2 separate regions of the Homo sapiens genome follow, and region 2 is linked to region 1. A link is a loop called in an ENCODE intact Hi-C map of the cell type or tissue named here. Cell type or tissue: Calu3. All regions are shown on one strand. Links, peaks and the distances in the headings refer to the core of each region. The heading gives the core; the rest is flanking DNA. Region 1 overlaps PLA2G7 (phospholipase A2 group VII). Region 2 overlaps MEP1A (meprin A subunit alpha).

The links. Hi-C counts contacts between places; a loop is a spot of excess contacts. Peaks named below come from ENCODE experiments on the same cell type or tissue, not always from the same donor. Only the 100,000 strongest peaks of a DNase experiment are listed, where the experiment ranks them.
Region 2: it touches region 1 in a loop (3-fold over the local background); 6 of 110 quality-filtered maps call a loop at or near these places.

Annotation. Positions count from the first base shown.
Region 1 is chr6:46,714,764-46,724,494 of GRCh38, forward strand. PLA2G7 (phospholipase A2 group VII) reads right to left here. Exons shown (of 12, transcript NM_005084.4): 2 at 8,020-8,162; 3 at 2,212-2,333; 4 at 1,621-1,765. The coding sequence starts at 8,128. Among named protein-coding and RNA genes, the nearest start is that of PLA2G7, 16 kb to the right of the region's middle. In Calu3, for the core only: no CTCF peak of the experiment used is centred there; a DNase peak (open chromatin) is centred at 4,508.
Region 2 is chr6:46,827,871-46,837,601 of GRCh38, forward strand. MEP1A (meprin A subunit alpha) reads left to right here. Exons shown (of 14, transcript NM_005588.3): 10 at 1,486-1,701; 11 at 5,204-5,668; 12 at 6,708-6,881; 13 at 7,379-7,679. Among named protein-coding and RNA genes, the nearest start is that of MEP1A, 39 kb to the left of the region's middle. In Calu3, for the core only: no CTCF peak of the experiment used is centred there; no DNase peak of the experiment used is centred there.

The DNA of each region.
Region 1 (9,731 bases), core at 1,195-9,194:
TTGCTCTTGTTGCCCAGGCTGGAGTGCAATGGCACAATCTCGGCTCACTGCAAACTCTGCCTCCCGGGTTCAAGCGATTCTCCTGCCTCAGCCTCCCGATTAGCTGAGATTACAAGCATGCGCCACCACGCCTGGCTAATTTTATATTTTTAGTAGAGATGGGGTTTCTCCATGTTGGTCAGGCTGGTCGTGAACTCCCGACCTCAGGTGATCCACCTGCCTCAGCCTCCCAAAGTGCTGGGATTACAGGCGTGAGCCACCGCACCCGGCGTAAGTTCTTTCCTCAGACCATAGGATCATTAACGATGAGTTCTTACTGACAGCTCTGGACTTAAGGTGAGAGATTTTCCCACTTATAGGTGTATTCATAAAGGCTGCTACTTACTGCCATTCCCAGGTTTTGGAAAAATTTTAAAGGGAATGTTCTGAAACCAAACTACCCATAAAACCTTGGATACATTACACTAAGAGCCAGAATCTAAGAAACAGAGACTCTGTTCATTATGATTTGGTCATAATCATGCAGGAAAAGGTAGAGAAACCACTGACTTCATACTGAGTCATGGATGCAGCTCTGCCACTTCCTAACTATGGATCTTGGGCAAGTTCCTTAAACTTTCTGTACTTCAGATTCCTCTTCTGTAAACTTCAGAAAATGATATCTCTTTCATAGGGTTTTTGTGAGAATTTTATTTAATTAGGTAATATATGTAAAGCAGTGGTGCAATCCATCACATAGTAAGGGGCTCAAAAAATGGAAATATTGTCTTCTTTCACTTCTCAATTTTTATTGTCACCATTATTATCAGCAATCATTTGTGTTTCATTTTCTCATCTATAAAATGCAGATGCAGTCATAAAGACTGAATGTGATGATTGCTATGGAAGTGATTTATAAATTATTTTGCAACATAAATATGCAGAGTTATGCTATTTTCATGTCTGTTATAAGTGGTTTTTAAGAAAATTAAAAGCCGATGTTTAAGATGAATCCCAAAATTTGTAGATCGTTTTGAGGGGTAAATGTGAAGACACAGTTAACATCAGTCCAACAGTAGTGTCTAGTCAAACAGATAAGGAAGGAAAAGTCTATATTAGCAGAATGTAGACAGTAAGTGAAGAATACACATCAGATTGTCTTAGCGATGGGGGTAGGTGATGGGAATGAGAGTAGAGTCTCTTCATGTATGACAAGAAAGGCATTAGCTTTGACTCCTTTGTTTTGGATCTGGAGAGTTTGATGGCTTCTACTTTCTTTCTCTTTTTGTCTAACTTTAGCACAGAGCATGCGGGATAGTGGCCACACCAAATAACCTGCTATTCTCACCACGGTATTGCCTTCTCCATGGTATGTCAGATGAAAACTAAAGAGCAGCCACAGAAAGATGTCAGAGTCAGTCTGATACTCTCGGCCACTCCCATCCAACTCAGAATGGACAAAATGAGAACCTTGATTCTGTCGTAGTTGCCTGGGCTTTAAAGAAATACTTTCCTTATCATTTTAGGAGCTATTTGGACTGAAGAAAAATCTACTTTGGTCTTAACTACTTGAAGTTCTTGTTGTTTTCAAGGTTTTCATACATGCAAGAGCCTACAAAGAAGGATCAACAGAAATCTTACCAAAGAGTAACCTCAAAATGTTGCCCATAAGCCAGTGTGTTCCAAGAAATTTGCTAAGACCCCAAAAATATTCTTTATTTGGGATCCAAAGGGTGTCAAGGCGATCATTATCTTGGGATGGATAATATAAACGCAAGAAGGTGCCCTGTTAAGAAAGAAATTAATGCACTTTTAGAGAAGTTGTGTCTCAAACATATTCCAGCAGCTATTTTGCATATTTAATTAGTGGGGACTCAAATACCTCTGTGTTCACAAAAAGGTCTAAAGAACTTTTTAGGCTGCTGTGGTGATTGAAGATAGTCATGAAAGAGAAACAGAAAAACAATATTCTATCTCAGTGAAAGGAAAATACAAGCAGCCTGGCTTCAGGTATTAAGGAAGTGAAAAATAAGGTTTATAGAGAAATTAATCAGACAATAACAAAGAATTGAGGAATGGCCAAACTAGTAAAAGCCTTCATATGAAACAATACAAATTGCAAAATGAGTCATTCTCAGGTGAGGGCAAGGTCACATTTGAACACCTTCTAGTGGTCCATAGCGACAGACAATATTAGAGTATCAGGATAAGTTGTATAAATCAAAGCATTACCTTATTAGTGTGATCAAACATTAAGTCTGTACAACCAACGGAATAAGGCCCATTTCCCCGGGGGATTTTAGTTTGGCCAAAGCTTGCAGCAGCCATCAGTACTTGTATTTTGTTGACCCATGCTGAAAAACAGGTAAATATTATCTCATTTGTCATCCATTACATATCAGATTTTATTATGCAAAAGAATTCCAACGGAATCAAGTTACTTCCCATAGTTTCTGGCCTTCTTTCTTTCTCAACCTAACAAGTAAGATATGCAATTATTGAGGGTCTGCTCTGTTTGAAACACTGTGTAGGGGTTTTGGAGGGTAAAGAGATGAAAGTAGACATAGCCTTTCTCTCAAGCTGCCTTGGACTGTTACCTCCTAATGTTTGCAGCCTTGCCCTCTCATTCTACTTCTATCCAGAGTAAATTAAAGATGACTTCACAAATCTGTTTTTCCTAAACATGAACTTTATTTCACATTTCAGATTTGTGCCTATAACTTCTCCTTGAGCATCTCTACCTGATGTCCTTCCCATAAGAATGTCAAAATGAAACTAGTTTCCAAAATGAAACTAAATGATCATCTTTCAACTCTCCCTTCTCACTTTCCAACCACACAGCCTGCAACTCAAGAACTCCTCATCTCCTGCACCACAAGCCAGAAACCTGGGAATCATCCTATTCTCCTACCTCTTTCTCACCAACCACCCTACATTCAACGGAGCCTCTATTTTCTTTCTTTTTTCTTTTTCTTTTTTTTTTTTTTTGAGACAGAGTCTCACCGTGTTGCCAGGCTGGAGTGCAGTGGTGCAATCTTGGCTCACTGCAACCTCCGACTCCCTGGTTCAAGTGATTCTCCTGCCTCAGCCTCCTGAGTAGCTGGGATTACAGGTGTAGGCATGTGCCACCATGCCCAGCTAATTTTTGTATTTTTAGTAGAGACGGGGTTTCACCACGTTGGCCAGAATGGTCTTGATCTCCTGACCTCGTGATCCGCCCACCTCAGCCTCCCAAAGTGCTGGGTTTACAGGCGTGAACCACCACGCCCAGCCCCAAACCTCTATTGCTAACATTAGTTTTTAGCTTAGAATGATCTCCACAATATATCGCTGACCCTCTAGCTCAACTGTCTCATTTATGCCCTCACTGTCTCTTGACCAGACTGTTGCTCTCTCTCCTAACTGTTCTACCCACGTTGGATCTTGACCCCTTCAAATGCATCCTTTACACAGCTCCTGGAGGGATTTAAAGCACAAATCACACCAGACAATTCTTAAAATCCTTCAATGCCTCCCTATCAGCAAGTGTTCTTTCCTTGAAGGAGGAATGTATTGTAATCTTTTTGGAAGGCAGTTTGTAGGAGGAATTTAAATCTACACATGCTTTCCTAAGCCAATACTCTGCTACTTGCAAAAATGTGGCCTATCCTTCCAGTGCTCTGGGGTTGAAACATACTGAGGTTCACAGGTGCACAAGTTAAATCCCAAGTTTCTGGGCACTGCAAAGAAACCCTCCACTGGAGGCCCATTGCCTCATACTCTTCCTCTTCTTCTTCCCCTTAAGTTATACCCCTTCCTTGTGCTACAGTACTCCTGAGCAACACACTGGGCTGGTTGATGCCACTGCACCTTTGTAAATGCTACTGCCTATGCTTAAATCCCCTTAGCAAACTCCCATTCACACTTTAATACCTTGGTCAGATGTCCTGTCTTCTCTGAAACCTTCCCTGATTTCCCAGACAGACTTAATCATTTCATCCTCAATATTACATAGATTCTATGTGCATGTGTGTATACACACATGTAATCATTCTTCCTGTCACATATTAAACTTATGTGTCTGCATGCTACACTAGGCTCTTTCTTCAGAGCCATATCCATGTCTTTGCATCCTCTTAACACAGTGTCTGGCACATAGTCAATGCTCAACAAATACTTGTGAAAATAAGCTCAGTTAACTTGAATGGCCACTGGTCTCTCTTGTTTTCCTTTAAACCCTTTATCACATGCAGTATTTTACTCATCCACTCCTAAAACTACTTTTCTCTCTCTGGTGCAATCTTCCACACACCAGCAGCTTCATCCGTTCTCCTTTCTAAACCTCAATCAAATCCATATTTAATTACAAAATATCAGTGTATTCAGACTCTCACTTTTCTTGACATATTCAGCTTGTCCACCCATTCCTTCCATTGGATGGTGGGAGTTGATTACTCTCTGCTAGCCAGCTATCAAGAGCTATGTTAGATAAAGCGTCTGCATCAATACCATGGAACATTGCCCAGAAAAGTTTTGAGTCATGGGAAGAAACCAATTTACAGCCTCCACACTGGTGACTCATGTGTGAAACACCTGCCCATGATGAAGCCTTTCAATACATAAGGCTCAGCTACTCAAAGCTGATCCATGGACCAGCATCACTGGCACCAGCTGGAGCTTGGAAATGCAGGCTCCTGGACTTCACCACAATTCCACTCAATCAGAAAAGGAGTGCCCATTAAAGTTTAAGAGACACTGGGCTGAAGTTCCAGACCACCTGCCTGACACACAGGTCAGCAATCCATGGTCAAATGGTAGGAGGTAGTTTCAAGAAAGGCAAGGGGAGAGGGGATGGAGATGAACAAACCCTGTGAATTGGAGGGACATGGTTCTATTTCAGATTTCAGGTGTACCTCTTACAAGCTATAATCCTCTGGCCTAGTTGCTCCCCTCTCTGATCCACATTCGTAAAATGACATAAAAGCACTTGACCAGCCCACAGTACAGTTGTAAAGATGAGGTGAGAATGTAGGTCAAGTTCTTAGTACAAAACATGACACATAAGGGGTAGACAAATAATGCTGTTTACTCCTTCCCCAGAGTCCATTTACTCTTGCTAGGTAAATCTGTGCTGAGTCCTTAGGGAAGTTTTAGCAGGTCTAACCTCTCCCCAGGTAGATTCAAACCCCAGAAACTTTTTTTTTAAACTTTACCTGCAAGGTGAACTTTCAGGGTCTATTTTGAATTACAAAAGGCTCTTCTTCCATTAAAAGAGTATCTACTGAGCCATGCTTCTGGTGTAACAGGGAGATGTGAAGTCCCAAGGAGGAGGACCTTAAGGTAGGGACACCTGCTTCTTCTTCTGTGGTAAGCAGCCTGGTGCTACTGCAACCCCACCCCTAGGCAGGCATGGTGTGCCTGTGCAGGGCTTGCTGCAGGGAGACCTCTGGCTCACACAACTCGCTAAGGAGCCCCAGGGCCACAGCTGCTGTTGGAGACACTACCTCTAGAATTGGAGGCTCAGTTCTGGAGGCATGGGAGGGTTTCACCCAACACAAGCCTCCGCTTGTGAGATCTCAATTCCAAAGGACAGGGGAACATTTTCCAATAAGTTAGGAGTGCCCTGGTTGTCCAACACCTGTTCTCCCTGGGAAGTTTCCTCACTCAGCATTCAGGAGCATTCAGGTCAAGGTGAGGTCTGCCTGTTCCAGGACACCTGACCTCTGAGAAGACCTCAGGAATCATCAGGCTGATCCAGGTTTTGGTATAGGTCTATGGGGTCCTATGCACCAGTGCCAGGGTGCCTGGGGGTGGCTGTGGAACAGGCTCCATAGCCTACAGCTGACCCGGTTATGGGCCTGGATTTCCCATTCTCTAACCATCTGTCAGGAGTCATCATTAAGGAAGTGGAAGGAGGAGACTCATCAGATCAAATGACCACTCACACAGTTTTGTGGTTCAGAATTTATAAATGTCTCTTCTTAGTTTTCTTCAACTTTATTTTAATAGGAGGATTGGAACCTATGGCATGCTATTAATTTTATTACATATTTTTGGTGGTTTTCATTTGTCAAATATTCCTGATGTTCAGTCTTGGGTTTGGAGATGAACTGTATACATGCTAGGACAATTACACTCTTATATGGCTTTATGTCCTCCATTAGTAAAGAGGATATCTCTAGCCCATTCCTACAAACCTTTTAACCTGCATAGCCATATTTTCTGTGTATTCATTTAGTAAGAAATTATAAAGAATCACCTATTATTTTAATCTTATTTAATAAACTGTTTCTAATACTTTAAACCAATATATATGCATTCTTTTTTTGTTTGTTTTGAGACAGAGTCTCGCTCTGTAGCCCAGGCTGGAGTGCAGTGGTGCAATCTCAGCTTACTGCAACCTCCTTCTTCTGGGTTCAAGCAATTCTCCTGCCTCAGTCTCCCAAGTAGCTAGGACTACAGGTGTGCACCACCACACCCAGCTAATTTTATGTATTTTTTTTTTTAATATAGACGGGGTTTCACCATGTTGGCCAGGCTGGTCTCGAACTCCTGACCTCAAGTGATCCACCCACCTCGGCCTCCCAAAGTGCTCAGATTACAGGCACGAGCCACCATGCCCGGCCTGCATTCATTTTTGAACATTTAGAATGGGCATTGCATTGGGCTCAATGCTGGGACTATAAAGATAAAGCAACGTCCCTGTCCTCAAGTTTCTGTCAGTCCAGCAACAGCCTTCCAATTATTTTTAAAGACAAAGGGATTTTAAAAATGTTTAAATTTTTACCCTGTACCAATTAAAAGTGAAGGATATAAATGTTTCCCGAATGATGATTTTCCCACCATCTAAGATATTACCTGTTCTCAATCCATGAAAAAGGTAGTAGGAAAAATGAACTTAATGTCATCTAGGATGCAGGACCCTTGAATTTGACTACACATTTATTGTCTTAGTCACCAGTGTATCCTTGATGACTTAACTTCCTGATGCGTTATAGGATGAATGGACCTGTGAGATATTATTCTATTTCCTATGCAAATGTAGATATAAGATATAAAACCTCTCCTAATGCATTCATTTTCCTGCTTATGTAGTAGGGCAAAATTTAAGGTACTGAATTATGAAAGCTCTTTTGCAAATGCTATCGTAAGGAGTCACCCATCAAGCTTGAACAATTAGATCCAGAGTGACCCACAACTATCCAGGTGCACAGCTCTGTAGGTATAGTCAGTATGACACCATTCAGAAGCCACCTACACTGCTCTCCATAGGAGACTGGAAAGAGAAGTTTATGCATCACAATCCTCTGGGATGAGCAGGAATTTGCAAAGCTCCAGAAACAATCTTTTTCCAATTAAGGTCTCTCTTAGTGACATTAAATGTAGCCGTCTAAAGATGGCTGTCCCGTTTTGGCCACTCCTCCTGGGTTAGTCTATGCCTTCCACCTCTTTCTTTCCCCACTTACCACAAGGCAAGAAAGAATGAGTGATCACATCCATTCTCATCTGGAACTCCCTAGCACCTACTTGTCCCTACTTCTCTCTATTATCAGGTAGGAAAGATTGTTTCCTTTTGGATCCCAAGACCTGAAATTGTTATCTCACATGACTTTCCACTATTAACCAGGAGTATGCCTGTTGAACAAGACACCTGCTTCTTTTTCACCTCATGGAAGCAGGTTTTGAGGCTGTCTTGGAGTGGACTCCAGACCAGTTGCATTACTATGCTTGTGTGGGCATGCGTTAGGGCAGTCAGAGAGAGAAGGGGTGGCATTAAGGAGGTTCTCCGTGGTGATTGCAAGCTGAGCGTCCAGTATATCTTAAAATGTCCCATCCTGGTTCTGTCCTGCAGTCCTGATACTGAAGAACACAAGTGCTTCTTCAATTTCAGTTGAAATGAGGAAAAAGTGAGAACCTCTCCCCTACTCCAGGAGAATACAGGATCTCCATAAGCCTTTAAATAGGACTTGTTTAGATGTGCAGATGTGCAACTTCTTGGGGCCCACTTGAAGTATGGCGACAGATCAGTTGCTCAAGACCTTGAACAAATACACCTCTTACCTGATGATTTCATATGGGCAACAGGATTTATGTATTGCCAGTCAAAAGGATAAACCACAGCCAGGCAGCCGCAGAGGCAGAAAAGCACATGCAATTTGGGTGGCACCATCTTGGGAGCTGAGCAGCAGTTTCAGCTTAGTCTCCTTCGAAGCAGATGATTAAAAGAAAAAAGAAGTATGCAATGAAGAGGCCTTAAATAAGCTGACAAATCAAGAAAGGCTGAGGTACTAGTAACACTTGGAAAAAATAAAACATGTATTTTCTGTGCTGGGTTTTAGATTGGTACTACAATGGTAAAATCCTTGGTAATGTAGGATTACCATTACCTACATTACTAAGGATTACATTGGATTGTAGAGCAGAGAAATAATACTTTCAGACAGTTAGATTAAGTTTTTGGTCACTAGTTTTCTAACTTTATAACAGTATGGTCAGCTATAAAAATAGCCAACAAAATATAACAAATATAACAACCATCTGTCATCATCATAATAATATCCATAGGTATGTCTAGCACATAGTAAATAATTCATAAATTTTGGCTATTTCCATCATTTAATTATATAGTGACTATATTTCTGCTGCTGTGGTTGTTTTGGGTGTTAATATGATGTTATATTCTTGCTAATTTCTATAATCCTACTATGATATAAGTTTCCAAAAAGCAGAAGTCAGGTCTTATTTGTTGTCTCAGTGCCTAATAGAGGGCCTGGAAGAAGTAGTATTGCATAGATGCTTGTTGAATCAGTAAATGAAACAAGAGAATATGAGATGTGTGGTAATAATAAATTATAATTAGTCTGTATGCTAACATCTTATTAGCAAAAACTATCTTGCATTTGTGCATCCATTTTCCCCCCTAAAATTTGGCCCTTCAACTTTTGTGGGGGATAGAAAAGGTCCAAGCCACCATCATCTCTTACCTAAAATTTGCCATCACCTCTAACGAGTCTCCCTGCTTTTGCCCTTGACCCTAAAATCTATCCCCAACACAGCAGCCAGAGTGATTGTGTCACCCTTCTGCACAAAACCCCCAAATGGTGTTATATGTTACGGGGGAGAAGCCATTCACCCAAAATAGCTTATAATGATCTACATAACCTTTACTCAACACACTCCCAATCCTTCCCCTAGCCCCTCTTGGACACCTGCTGCAATCACACTTGCTTCTTTGCCATTCACCAAACATGCCAAGTACTCCACACCCACCTTCCATCCCCACTTTGAGGGCTTTGAATGTGTTCCCTTTTATGGGAATGCTCTTTGCTCTGACACCCAAATGACTGGTCCTCTCACCTCCGGGTTTTTGCTCCAGTGATACTTTCTCAGTGACACTTTCCCGGTTCAATCTATTTAAAATTGCAATCTAACCTCCTTCTTCACACCAATACATTCCCTATTTCCCTCCCTACTTTATTTTTCTCCAATATTTATCACCAACTAACGTACCTTGTATGTTATTTGTTAGTTGTTTATCACCTTCCACTAAAAACTTAGTTCTGTGAGTGTAAGGATTTTTGATGGTTTTTCCCCCTGCTGTATTCCCAAGACCTAGAATAGTGCCTGGTGTACAGAGGCACTCAGTAAATGCCTGCTGAGTGAATAAATCTAGCACATCTGGTTACTAATACAAACCGAGCCAAGTTTAATGATCCGGTGTCCCACTGACACTAATGAAGCACTCGTTAGTATAGCTATTTTGCGGGAAGATG
Region 2 (9,731 bases), core at 845-8,844, 110 kb after region 1:
AAAATGTTCTAGTAAGAGAAAAGGACCACAGCCCAGAAGAAAGATCTGGAAAAGCTGTATCAGGTTAACTTGAGCAGCTATTATGCTTCTTTCACAAGAGGTATTTAATGGAACATGTCCCTCTGCTAGAGAGCTCTTGCATAGTTACAGGTGGATGCGTAGACACAAAGAGCTTGAAGGATCCATTGGGAGGATCCCTCCCATTCAAAACCCACGGAAATAAACACCTAGGGAGAGCTGGGGATAATTCAGGCCTCCTGAGTTCTGGGCTTGAATTATTTGACTCTCAATTCATGCTTCATAATACACCTGGGCAAGAATTCCTGAGTAAGAATTACCTAGAAACCTTTATAGCCTTGTGCGCTGTTTTTTTTTTTTTTCTAACCCAGGCATTCAATATATAATTATAATTCAGAGGTCTCAGGCAAGTTCAAATATTGAGAAGAAGATACAAGGGAATATAATTTGCCCTGATTTAATATTAAAGTCGTTTGATATTTTAAGCTTGGTGGGAAGCTTATTTAAACCATCATTGCTTGCTGCTGATATGAAAGGCACGTGCCTCAGTGTGAGGCAGGATGAAGCTGGGAGCATCACGGAGCAACGCTGGAGTATCCAGCACTATACTGTACACTCACTTTATTTTTATCTTGTGAAATGTTTTGATGGAAGCATTTTGATATGGAGTTGAGTGTTGGAACACAGTATAAAGAACCTCTTCATATGCAAGAATTTTTCATTGTGCTTGACTTTGACAAGTGTGTGGTTTACCAAACGGTACATTTGTTTGGCTGCTTGACTGTTTTTAGGGGAAAGAGTTTTGAGATATCTGAGTCAGGTAAACCCTATCTCTGGCACTAATGTAGACACTTTTCACCCTCTTCAGTGTCCTTCCAATTCCTTCCTTTACATTCAGGGGAAATTTCCATTTAGTCTCTAATGTGTCCTGAATAGCCCTTCTTATAATATAGTAAAGATTACTTTTTTGCCACTGATAATACACCCAGTTATTAGGCTAGCAACAGGGGAAATTGAACCCTTATTGTCAATGTTTAAAACCAAATCCTAAATCTTTGAATTCCAGTGTCTTATACAACAACCAGACCAACCCAACTCTTTTCCTTGGAATGAATCTCTAATTTAAAGAATGAAGTCAATGAGAAAAATAGAATTCATCTCACAGACACAAAATTCCATCAAACATTGCTTGAAGCCTGTGTTTCTTTAAGTCAAAGGTATATATTTCACAATCTTGGAACAAAGGCAATCAAACACAACAGTGGAGAGCAAGCTTTAGCCAGTGACTAAGTCCATTGAGACAGAGAATATTTACTGACAAATGTCCTTCTTTTTATTTTCCTCCGAAGAGTTCTAGTTTTTGTTGCCTGGACAATGGCTGTGGTTCACTATTTCACTTTGTTTGGGTGGACAGAACCCTGGGGTGTGGGAAGCCAGACGTGTGATGTTTGGCTGCTCTTTCCATAGGTGCCGGCTACTTCATGCAGTTCAGCACCAGCTCGGGGTCCGCGGAAGAGGCAGCCCTACTGGAGTCTCGGATTCTTTACCCAAAGAGGAAGCAGCAGTGCCTGCAATTTTTCTATAAAATGACGGGAAGTCCTTCAGACAGACTCGTTGTCTGGGTCAGGAGGGATGACAGCACAGGCAATGTTCGCAAGTTGGTGAAGGTGCAGACTTTTCAAGGTACTTAGAGGCATTCACACGAGGAATGGATTGGGTTAAAATCCGGGATCCTGCTTCTTCTCCTCCTTCCCTCTTTCCTCCTACTCCTCCTTCTTCTCTCTCCTCCTCCTTTTCCTCCACCCACTTTCTTCTCTTCTCAGAGCCTATCATAATATATGGCATGTTTTAATTACTCTATGAATGTTTTAACCACTGAGAAATTAGAAGCAGTATCTTGGGCTTAGGTAGGGATGAAATATACTTTTGTAAGAAGCCAATCAGAATATACAAATCCAGTTTTCACTGGAAATTTAGAGAAAGCAAAGGCCAAGACTGAGAAAATGGATGGTTCAGGAGTGGAGATAAGAAGGTAAAAGACCTGTGCGAATTGATGCTGCGGGAGAGAGAGTAGTTAAATAGTTGACCAGCTCACGCCTGGAATCCCAGCACTTTGGGAGGCCGAGGCGGCCTTGTGGATCACAAGGTCAGGAGATTGAGATCATCCTGGCCAGCATGGTGAAACCCCGTCTCTACTAAAAATGCAAAAATTAGCTGGGCATGGTGGCGCGCGCGCATGTAGTCCCAGCTACTTGAGAGGTTGAGGCAGGAGAATTGCTGGAACCCGGGAGGCGGAGGTTGCAGTGAGCCAAGATTGCACCACTGCACTCCAGGCTGGTGACAGAGCAAGACTCCATCTAAAAAAAAAAAAAAAAAAAAAAAAAAAAAAAAAATTGACCAAAGTGTTTTGCATCTGTTTCAGAAAAACAAATGATACCATTATTTAATATGCTGAAGTAACTTGAAGCCTACTTGTGAAGTTGGTGGCAAATAAGTCATTGGTATATGTTAACTTCCTATAATCACTAACATGTTCCTAAGTGTCACTTTGTATATTTATATAAGAAGGTCAGCATGTAAATGATTATAGATGGAGAAATTTTTGTTGAAAAGTAAGAAAGCCTGTCTCCCTTTTCCTAGTTATGAATGAACCACCACCATAACAAAAGAAAGCAAATACTTTGTTTATAACCCTGGATCTTGATTTATGGCCAGATTATCCTAGCATCCAACTGCCTACCTTAGCATTTAATTTATCAATTGAAATGAGTCCAGGGAAAGGAATTATTTTTTATATATCTGCTGCTCTTGAAGAAGAAACCTTCCTTAGAGGTCACTTGTAAGAACAGGTGCCCAAATCGCCTATATCCAAGCCACTCTGTGGGCTGCCTGGGAACTCTACAAATCACAGTTTTGAGGGGTTCACTTTTCTGGTTGAAATTTATTATAGTTTATATGATAAAAGGATGACAGCTAGATACTCTTTAAGAGTTGAGGATGTGTTATGTTACCAAGGATTGTAAATATTTAATGAGAAAATGAGTTAGAGTTTCAATAATATTGATGGGACCTATTATCACTCACTTTCATCTAAAGCTAAAAGCGTTACTTCTAAGCATAAAATCAATCAAGCAAACATCCTATGCTTAATTTAGTTTCTTACACTGCTGTGCTTTGTGTTTCATTGAATTCAGAGTATGCCTGTGTACGTTCCCTGGGAACACTGTATGAAAGGTTTTTTTAAGTAGTCTGTTCTGATACTGGTTTGTCAATGAAACTTTTCAAAAAGGTTAGTTGAATATCACTTAGTGTTGTTTATGTGATATTCAACTTAAGACAGTCGCAACCAATTTGAATAGCTTTTAAGTTTTGCAAAATGTATATTTTGACCAAAACACTTACACACAAAATGTCTCCATATGCATATCTGTATATAATATATGTTACATACATAATGCTTATATACAAACTTACATGAAAAATGTTGGCATACAACTATGTGTATGTACACACACATGCACACACACACGTTTTTACTGAGGCCAGGACTTCCTTATAGAAGACAATTCTGAACTAACAGGGATTAAATTTGTCTCAAACAATCGTAGTAGCATTATTGCCTGACTGATTTAGGGCAGCCCTGTGGAAGCATGTAAACGAAACCATCTTAATAATTTCATAGATGAATTTCTGCCTATGTGGTATAGCCTCTTGGGTCTCCTTCCCAGTGCCAGATTCCCCCATCTCAACCTCATTTTGACATCCTATATTAAGAAAAAACAAAGCAGGTACTAATCAGCAAGAACAGAATCCTATTCTCTTGACAGAATTCCCATGATCTATAACCTGCTGGATAAATAGTTCAAATCCTATATCTCTGTTCCTATTCCTAGACTTTCTGGCACCTATTACCCTTCAAGTCCATGTGTCTTCCACTAGGCTGCCATGCTCTCCGCAGGAGAGGGCAGCTGCCTAGATTTGTATGTTACAGAGGTGGTCGTGTGCCTTCTCTACCTCTCTCCTGTGTTCCCATGTAACCTACCTCTCTCCTGTGTTCCCATGTAACCTAACCACACAGGCCATAATCAGCTCCACCCTAAGAAACAGAACATTGTTAGACCTGTCCCTTGAAGTTGTACTTAGAGAGAATGGCCTGAAAACACAAGGGAGATTAAAGGTCTTTTCCTTTTCAGGGAAAGTATAGTTCTATAAGTAGATATCTGGTTAAAAGACACAGAAGAAGGAAAAAAGACACTCATCTGTAGGAACTCAGTTTAGCCAACATGACTTCCACTTGGAAGCATTTTTCCTCTCCTCTTCAAGCCCAACTCTAGGGAATACCCTGTGCAAAAATATCAGTGTAGGCACATCTCTTTGCGGAATTGAGTTGCTTTGCTTTCGCAGTTTCCTCTCTCCAGTACCCCCAAGCTCCTGTCTGGCTTCTTATACTGTTCAACCCAGGATCCTATGTTCTAGAACGGCCTTCTCACCATCTTTCCTCAGCTCTTAATTCGAAAGTCCCACTTCTAGTTCATGCTCAGAGAAAAAGCAAGTAGACCTAATCTTTATTAGAACGTGCATTTCCAGACAATAGTACTCTATTTGGCTTACTTTGCTCCCCTACATGGTGGACTTTCAGATAATATAAGGAAGAGAAAAAAGTCTAGATGTTGGAGAGGGAGTCAGTTTTAGGTAGGGAAGATCCAGTCAGTCCTACAGGTTATTATCTGCTCTTCAGCATTCCTTATAGCTCTCTGGCAACAAGTGACAGGTCGGACCATATGGAGTTACTATTTTTTTTACTTTTGGCTTAGAAAATGGCTATTTTATATGATTCAGCCTAACACTTGGGTTTTCTTTGCTAACCTTAGGGGTTACAGTTGAACCAGCCAACTCAGGAGGAAATCCAGAACCTGGATTCTTATAGTGGAAAACAAATTCACGGTTAAGATTTGAATGTGAATTTTAAAATAAATCATAGTATTTTAAAAAACAATTTTTCCTTATTAGGTATGTAACTTTGGAAAAGTTACTTAACCAGTTTATAACAGTACCTATTTTATAGGGCTGTTGTGAGGATTTAATGAGATAATTTATGGAAAGCACATGGCACTGTGCCAAACTCATAATAAGTACTCATTAAGTGTTGGTCACAGTTCTCACCAGCCTTGTTCTCTGTCCTCAGGAGATGATGACCACAATTGGAAAATTGCCCATGTGGTGCTCAAAGAGGAACAGAAGTTTCGCTACCTTTTCCAGGGCACAAAAGGCGACCCTCAGAACTCAACTGGGGGAATTTACCTAGATGACATCACTCTGACAGAAACCCCCTGCCCCACAGGGGTCTGGACAGTCCGGAATTTCTCCCAAGTCCTTGAGAACACCAGCAAAGGGGACAAGCTTCAGAGCCCTCGATTCTACAATTCGGAGGGATATGGTTTTGGGGTAACTTTATACCCAAATAGCAGAGAAAGCTCTGGTTACTTGAGACTTGCTTTTCATGTGTGCAGTGGGGAGAACGATGCTATCCTGGAGTGGCCGGTAGAAAACAGACAGGTGATAATTACCATCCTTGACCAGGAGCCTGATGTCCGGAACAGGATGTCCTCAAGCATGGTGTTCACTACCTCGAAGTCGCACACATCTCCAGGTGGGTGGTGTCAGCGCAAATAAGAACTGCCCCTTGAACCAGAGAGGCCCACAGATGTGATTCTGTGGTGCAAGAAAGAGTAACGTTCTCCTCACATTGTCTGTTTGGGAATACCAATAACATAGTCTTGTTGGAGTTTCAAGTCAAGATTTTCAATGCCATCACATCCTCCTTCCCTTTCCTAAATTCACTCATCAAACATCTATTGAGGGCTTACCATGTGCCAAAGTCGGTGCTAGGTACTTAGAATACAAGTGAATCAGGTGATCCCTGCCTCACTGAGCTCGTTGTGATTGAGGAAATAGATACTGCTAATCATTTATCAAATACTTGGAACTTGCTGGGCTCTGTGCAGAGCTAATGTACTTACTCCTAAAATAGTACTCAATGTTACTATGTTCATGAAGTAAACTTACATCAGTAAAGAAATGGGCAAACTATTTTTTTTTTTTTTTTGAGATGGAGTCTCCCTCTGTCGCCCAGGCTGCAATGTAATGGCGCATTCTCGGCTCACTGCAACCTCCACCTCCCAGGTTCAAACAATTCTTCTGTCTCAGACTCCCGAGTAGAGATGGGGTTTCACCGTGTTGCCCAGGCTGGTCTTGAACTCCTGAGCTCAGGCAATCCACCCGCTTTGGCCTCCCAAAGTGCTAGGATTACAGGCGTGAGCCACCACGCCTGGCACTAATTTTTTTTTTTTTCAAAAGAGAAGACTTAAGCCTTAGAAGAAAGAAGCCGTAGCTGTCCCTCTCTTTTCATTAAGAAAGTCGCTCAGTAGCAGACAACTGATCACTCAGAGCTGTGATTCTCTGCCTCTCCCATCTTTCAATTCTGAATTGCAATTCTCCTGGAAATAGTAAATAGCCTAATTTTTTTCCAACACTTTTTTTATTTTTATATTTATTTATTTATTTATTTATTTATTTATTTATTTATTTATTTATTTCTGATTCACAAAGCCCTGTATCCTCATTAAAGACAAACTGGAAAGTGAAGTCTAAAGAGGTAATGTGATTTTATGTTACCTACAACTTTGCAGCGATAAATGACACTGTCATCTGGGACAGGCCGTCCAGGGTGGGAACCTATCATACGGACTGTAATTGTTTTAGAAGCATCGACTTGGGCTGGAGTGGTTTCATTTCCCACCAAATGCTGAAAAGGAGGAGTTTCCTGAAAAATGATGACCTCATCATATTTGTGGACTTTGAAGGTACTTTTGTTGGTCTTCCTGAGTAAATAATCCTATGCTCTTGGCACTCTACTGATTTTATCCTGATTTTTAAAGCACACACGGAGGGTGGGGATGAGGTTAAAACAATGTGTTGTAGGAGAATCACATTTTATTCAATTGGTCAAGGACTCACATCTTTATTTTAATTGTCCTTGAAAGAAACTGAAATTTTAGTGTCATCTTTTTGATAATTTTATCAGAGGTAACCGTTCACTGATTTCAATTTAGTTTCCATCAGCCTATCCATGCTAATTTTATGCTTCATTTTGCAAATTCAATAAATAAAAATGTGACTGGATTACTTTAAAATAAAAGTAGCTAATACTGTGGGAATCAGCTGGATTCAAAGCCACTTTTCCATGTCACTAGGGGTGATGGGAGATAGAAGCAGGCTGGGGAACTTTCACCAGAAGTGGGAGTTAATTGTAGTCAGTTACTAATCCTGGATCTTCCTCATGACTCTCTATTTCCTGAAGATATCACCCACCTCAGCCAGACTGAAGTTCCCACTAAAGGCAAAAGACTGAGCCCCCAAGGCCTCATTCTCCAAGGCCAGGAGCAGCAGGTCTCCGAAGAAGGTTCGGGAAAGGCCATGTTAGAGGAAGCCCTACCTGTCAGCCTGAGCCAGGGGCAGCCCAGCCGACAGAAGCGGTCGGTGGAGAACACAGGCCCCCTGGAGGACCATAACTGGCCACAGTACTTCAGAGACCCATGTGACCCAAACCCTTGCCAAAATGACGGCATCTGTGTGAACGTGAAGGGGATGGCGAGCTGCAGGTAGGCTCTGTGGCTGGGGAGACAGGCAGGCCAGCAGACCTGGGCCGTGTGCATGCTTGCTCCTGGTAAAGGCTGCTGTTTGCAGAGTAGGGCGAAGACTACCTCAGATGGTCAACTGAATGCGGTTTTCTTTGACTCTACAAAGGTGTGCCCTGGATTCATGGGCTTATGCTGCCAGGACAGAGGCTTCCCAGGTCACCTTGTCTCTTGACTTTCACCCCTTTTCCCCTCTTCTGGGGTATTGTCAACAGCATCTTGGATGTTGTTGGAATTTCTAACTCTAACAACACCCAAGATGGCTTCTAGCCTAGGGACTTTCTACTCCATGAGGGTGGGTCTCAAGACCAAGCTTAAATCTTTGCTGACTACAGATGTTATTAGTTCCTAATTATTATTAGTTCTATAGTCTGTCATTTACACTGTACTATTATTACAGTTATATTTTCAATAATAGTAGTAAGAACACCTGATATTTCTGACCCCTTGTTATGCATCATGTAGTCTCCTGAGCATCTTACACGCATGATCTAAATTCATTCTCACTGCCACCTGTGACATAAGGGCTCTCCTTATCCCCGTTTAGTGTGTCAAGAAGTTGAAGCTTAGAAAGATTAAGTAATTTATCTAAAATGTACCCAGATGGAAAATGCTGAAGCTGGGACTTGCATCTAGGTCTGTCTGGCAGCACAGTTTGCTATATTTTATAGTTCTTTTTATAATGTTTGCTTGCATAAAACCCTAAAAACTGTTTCACAAAAGGAGGTATGTGATGACAGAAGCAACAGTTCCATTTGAACAGTAGCAGATGTAGAAGCTATTCTGCCTGCCTCAAAAATTTACATTTCTTCTGAGTTCTTTTTAGTCTCCTTTTTTTTCTCTTTTTGTAGCTTTTATTTTGAAATAATTTTAGACTTACAGATACAATGCAAAAATACTACAGAGGTTTTCTCTATACCATTCACCCAGCTTTCCCTAATGTTAGCATATTACACAAACCATAGTACAATTAGCATAGCCAAGAAATGAACATTGGTACAATGCTAGTAAATAAATTACAGGCCTTATTCAGCTCTTCCCAGTTTTCCCACTAATGTTCTTTTTCTATTTCAGGATCCAATTCTGGATCTCACATTACATTTAGCTTTTATGTCTCCTGTCTCCTAATCCCCTCCAATTTGGGACAATTCCTCAGTTCTTTCTTGTCCTTCATTACCTTGACACTTTCGAAGATTACTGGTCAGGGATTTTTTTTTTTTTTTTGGTTCATCTTGTTCTTACATGATTAGATTGAAGTTTCACATTTGTGGCAAGATTAGTAAAGATGTGCTATGCCTTCTCGCTGCAGCGTGTGAACAGGTACATGATGCCTATACATGTCATTACTGGTGATGTCAACCTTCATTATCTGGCCAACAGCATGTCCACCAGGCCTCTCCACTGAAGAGTTACCATTTCTCCCTCTGTAATTAATACGTATATTGGGAGAGATATTCCAAGACCATGGAGACATTCTGCTTTTCCTCAAATCCTCACACACTAATTTCAGCATCTGTTGACACATCCTGCTGCAATACTCACCACTGAGATCTTCTAATGTTGATTTCCTATATCCTTCACATTCATTAATTATAATCTCCTGTAAAGAAGAATGGCACCTTCACCCCGTTAATTTGTTTATGTGATTGTTTATTCACATCACGAAGGAATCATAAACATTAATTTTATTCAGTGGGCTCTGTTGCAATAATTTCATGATTTATTTTGTTGCTTCTATTGTCCCAGCTTTGGCCTTTGGGAGCTCTTCCAGGTTGGCTCCTGTGCTCTTTCAACATCAGATTTTATGAACACAATGTTACTTTCTGGCACCATAACATGCTCTAGGCTCATCTTTAATTTTTCCTGCCCCACCCATAGAATCAATCACTCTTCCAAGAAGCCCTCTGGTTCCTTTTACTGGGGAAGGCCCATCTGTTTCTGGGCTCCAAAGCCATAGGTCTGCATATCTTTGCCTGACAGGCCCTTAGATGCCAGATTCCATTATGTGTCCCCAAC